2 separate regions of the Mus musculus genome follow, and region 2 is linked to region 1. A link is a loop called in an ENCODE intact Hi-C map of the cell type or tissue named here. Cell type or tissue: gastrocnemius. All regions are shown on one strand.

Region 1 (2,500 bases):
CCCTCTCAGGTGCTGCCTGGTGGTGGATGTGCCCAGAAAGCTGATAGGGTGAAGCTGCTGCCACAGCCACCCCCAGGCTCACTGCCAGCACCAACCTGGGGGGAAGTCTGAGACCTGTGCCTAGATATGACCTCTTATCCTGTCCCTTGGAGTCAACCACTTATGCACCTTGTGAGAAGCCATAACCAATGCCTTCAAGCAACTGTCCAGGCATGGGCCCCCAAAAGTATATATATATATATATATATATATATATATATATATATATATATCCCAAAAGTATACACACACACACACACATATATATACACACACACACATATATATATATGAAACCCACCAAAGGAAGAAGTAAGGCTAGCACAGGGATCCAGAGCCCCCGAGCACATGCATGAATCTAGCCCAAGAGCACTAGGAACAGGTCTTTAATCCCAGCACTCAGGAGTCACAGCAGAAAGATCTCTGTGAGTTCAAGGCCAGCCTGGGTCTACATATCCTGTGCCAGGAGAGCCAGGCCTACATAGACGCTGTCTCAAAAAACCAAATAACCAGCCAAGAACAGAACTAAGACTTAATAAAGTCCTGTGAATACTGTCTTTGCTCTGGGTTGTCTCCAGACTGAGGAAATAGGTGAGCTCTGCAAAGGCTAGATCACCCTGCCCTTGTCAGGGCTAGGGAAAACTACCAGCATTAATAGGGCAACATAAGAGGAACAATCCCCTTTCCCTTGCTGGCTATGTTAAAGAAGAGAAAGGCTGAATACTGGGTGGTGGCTAATTGTCCAAGAAGTCTCCTAGCAACAGAAATAATTTCCTCCCTGCCGATTTGGGGCCCCAGAGCAAATTTAGAGGCTGCAGTGAGCAGTGATTAAAAAGTCCCTACTTCTCAATCCCTAACTCCAAAGACGCATCAGTGGAAAGCCACCAGGGGGCAGAATCAAGGAATCCAGAGGGAAGAAGAACCTGACCCCCAGTGTCTCTAGCACATGCAATGCAACACATCTGCCTAGGGAACCATAGTTGCCCAGCCCAGCCTGCCGACAGGCTGAAAGACCTCCAGGCTTATTCCTAAGCCAGCCAGCAAGGAGGAAAACTACAATACCAGAAATGACCGCTAGGGGGTTGCCCGCCAACAGCCAGGCTTGGGAGATGAAGAAGGTGGTGACGCCAAGGAGACCGGAAGGCAATCGATCAGAGTCGCCCTGGCAACCGGGCTGAGCCGAGACAGACAGCACGTCGATAATGAAATCATCGTTAAATGACTTCAAGCCCTAATTAATAATCCAGGCCAACCGAGGCCATGCCTGACTGGGGTCAGAGGAGGGGATGTCATTGGTGGGGGAGCACTGGAAGCTTCTAGACAATTAATCAATTAATCCACTCACTCAATAATTGGCTCCTTTGTCCTCCGCCATGACCCCCTCCCCCACCTCATCCAACTCTGATTGTAAAGTGGCTAGCTAACACTGAACTAACAGTCCAAGGGCCATTGTACCTACCTATTCCTCTCATCCTGACCCAACACACAAAAGACTGTGCTTTCTAAGGCTTTCCTGCTCTTCCACAAAGGCTGCTAAAGAATGGCTATTTCAGGACCTGGATGGACCATTTCTGTACTGTTCCTACTCCTTACCTCACTTCCTTGTATCTCACCATTTCCCTTCAAACACACACTCACACCTTCACCCTTACCCATAGGCACCATGCCTGAAAAAAGACACTAAACCACAAATCTTGAGAGACAGGTACATGCCAACCACAACACCTTTATCTCTATGATACCTTAGGCAGGTTGACCTTGGGCCTGTCTCAGGCCTCAGTTTCCATCTCTGAAACTGTAGGATATTCAACCAGGTTCTAAGGTTCCTTCCTACCCATCTTCTATTCTTTAATACTTTCTCGAGCATCATCTGCCATTTCTTCCACGGGGTTTCCTTACCTCAGGGAGGGAAGAGGGACATTGAAAAAAGTACCAGGTTCTGTGTGTCAAGTGTCCCTTTCTCCAAAGACGAAGCTTGAGCCAGGGAGAAGGAAAGATGGCATGTGTGTATGAAGGGAAGAAGACTCCCACCCATCCCCCACTTGCCCAGACCTTCTGGCCCTTACCACCCACCTTGCTTATTGCTCTCCACAACCCCCAGCAGGAAATGAAAAAGGTACAGGAAATTGCACTTTAAATCCCCCAGCTTCTGACTCCCTCCACCAAACCAAGGAACACCACCTTCACAGACAGGCTTTCTGTTTGTAATTAGTAAGATACTTAGAAGGAGGGTCTTCCTATAAAAAGGGCCCCTTTCTTGAACAGCTAAGTGGTCCTGGGAAACCTATTGGGTTTGGAGAGAAAGAATCAGAGGAGTTGTGGAAGGGTAGAGAGAGCCGGTGAGATGCTAGGCTGGTTAGGTGGATGAAAGCATCCCTTCTGGGAAAGCTGATTGTGGTGTTATTTGTAGCTGGGTGCAGTCCAGTGCACCAATGGCTTGGAAGAGGAGGAGGTGTGTAAG
Region 2 (2,500 bases), 420 kb before region 1:
TCTTTCACTCTCTTGTGCTTACTTCTCTTTCCTCTTCAGAGTTCCAACATAGTTTCTCTGGCTTAAAATGGGGTAAAAGGCTAAAATAATCCTCACAGTGAAACCCTCTAGGTTAGATATCTGGACTGACTTCCAAATAGTCCAGGAGAGTAGTCCTAAAGAGTATGGCTCCAGGGGAGAAATGGTCTCTGGGGTAAAGCCCTCACCAGGTTCCTTCTTGGCCCACATTTTCCCACCCTGTCAGGATCCTTGGCCTTTATCACAAGTGCTAGAAATGATGCAAAGCTTGAGGTCTCCTCAGGGCCTCACCAGTGTTACAGGCTCCCTGCCCTTGCCCTTTATCCTGGTCTAGGACTTGTAAGTGCTGTTCTTCATCTACTCAGCCATCTCTTTAGGACCAATGGAGTCTCTGGAGAGCTACATGTGTGGGGAGCCCTGATTGTGGGGCTAGCCTGTGCATTCGGTAGTGCGGGAGACAGAACATGTCTGAGTGGCTCTTACTTCAGCCTCTGGCCTCTGTTTCACCTAGCCTTAGCTGTGTCCAAGACGAAGCATTACAGAGCCCAAGCATGCGATGACACGAGGGATACTAGCTCTTGATGGTTCACTGATCTCCTGCTGTCTGCTTGTGGCCTCAGGCCAGCCTGACTGATCACCAGCACACCCACAGGGTGCTAAGCCAAAGCTTGCAGATTACCCTGCCTTGAAGGCACAGTAGAAGGCCTTGAGTCTTCACAGTCTGTCTATGATTCTTTCTAAGGGTTACTGGGATCCCTCTCCCAAAGATCTCAGCAGGGGAGAGATTCAGAGGAATAGAACCCATTGTATGCCTGAGCCTCACCCTTACCACATGCTGAAGCCTTGTTTGTTTGTTTGTTTGTTTTTTAAGATGAACATTTTCTGTGTAGTTGTGGCTGTCCTAGACCATGATGGCCTTAACTCACAGAGACCCATCTGCCTCTGCCTCCGAAGTGCTGGGACTAAAGGACAGTACCAAGTGGGACTTTGAAGTGGGACTTGGACATGCTGAACTCTTAGAACTGTACAGTGTGCCAGATATGATACTTTCAGCTTGTAATCCCAACACTTGTAAGACAGGAGGATTGCAGCCTACTCCTTTGGCTTCAGTCTCTCTCCCTCAGGGCTGGAGTCACACGTGTGAGGGAACCATCCAAAATCAAATCTGATCTCTTTGGATGGATAAGGAAACTGAAGCCCAAGAGGAGACATGCCAAAAGCCGGTGGCTATGGAAATCCAAGGCATTAAGCCTTGTTCTGCCTAGCCTGACCTCAGAGCTCAGTCATCTCCTTGCAGCTGCCCAGGCCTCATAACCAGGCTGGGTGCGTATGGCGCCTCTGATCCTGCCCTGAGCAGCCACAAGGGGGCTCTGGGACCAGCCTTTTTCCTTCTGGTGTCTGGTGCTTCGAGAATCCCTGCGAAGCTGGCACGCAGAGCTAGTTTCTTTGCACCTTGGGTTACCTCAGCTCCTGCTCCGGTAGCTGCCACCGAGGGGCCTGTACCACTCCGGACGCTGTTAGACTCATGCAGACTTTGACTTCATCTTACTATCTCAGAATCCTTCCCTTGTCTCAGCTAGCTAGTCCTTCCAGTTGTCTACCTTCTATTTCAACTGCAACTGGGGAAGAAAGGAGTTGGTGGATGCTGTCTCCTCCTCACAGTCCTCCTGATGCTCCTCCTTTGTCCTCAGCTGGGTACTCGTCTTCCTCCTCTCCTCATCTCTTCCCACTCCCATTCCTCCATCCAAGACTGAAAGCTATTCTTCTCTTGCCCACCATCATCCCCCAGAGCACTAGAGTTCTGGCTCTGCTCTGTCATTGCGGAGCCTCGAAAATAGAGTATCAGGAAAAGATGTAAGCTATGCACCAGGAAGGATGAGCCCATGAGTTACAAGGTTTGGCGAAATGAAGGAGGCAGAATGCAGGAAAGCAGCTTGTTCCTCTGGAGCCAGGCTCTGTCTCTGTGGGGTTAAGGAGAGCACTCTGTGACCCACTGGCTCCCACCTATGTCCCACCTATGAAGCAGAGGGGAAGTGGCAGTCCATTTACCTGCACTACGCATCTTTGCGCCTCGGACAACAATGGACACGCTGGTGCTACAAGCGCCTGAGCCTTCTGTCAGGGTTAGAGGAAGGAAGCAGATTCCGTAGTCAGTCATTCCGTGTGCCTTGGAGGCTCAGATGGCCAGATAGAGCCCGCAACCTCCCACAGAGGGGTGGGCAGGCCTGTTTGTGCCCGGGGGCTACACAGCCTCACAACCGGACTGCAGCACCCTAGTCCCAGTGAGGTGACAAACCTCTGCCTCCCCTTCTTTTTCCCAATGTCGGGAAGAGGGCAGAAGGGAGATGCATCCATTTCTCCCCGGCAGAAAAACTGGCTAGGTGTGTGCAGTGGCTCACACCTGTAATTCTAGCCTTAAGAGCTGAGGCTGGAGGATCACTTCAAGTTCCAGGACAGCTGAGGCCACACTGGGAGGCCCCAT

Evidence for each region. Peaks named below come from ENCODE experiments on the same cell type or tissue, not always from the same donor. Only the 100,000 strongest peaks of a DNase experiment are listed, where the experiment ranks them.
Region 2: a loop joins it to region 1, with 2.9 times the contacts of the local background. A loop is called at or near these places in 23 of 42 quality-filtered maps.

What each region holds. Positions count from the first base shown.
Region 1 is chr15:102,751,993-102,754,492 of GRCm38, reverse strand. It overlaps Gm36560 (a long non-coding RNA gene), which reads right to left and starts at 210. Exons shown (of 7, transcript XR_001781775.2): 1 at 1-210. In gastrocnemius, a CTCF peak has its summit at 1,104; a DNase peak (open chromatin) is centred at 1,108.
Region 2 is chr15:103,171,595-103,174,094 of GRCm38, reverse strand. No RefSeq gene overlaps it. Among named protein-coding and RNA genes, the nearest start is that of Smug1, 9.6 kb to the right of the region's middle. In gastrocnemius, a CTCF peak has its summit at 1,360 (motif pointing right); a DNase peak (open chromatin) is centred at 1,373; H3K4me3 peaks cover 204 bases; H3K27ac peaks cover 1,518 bases.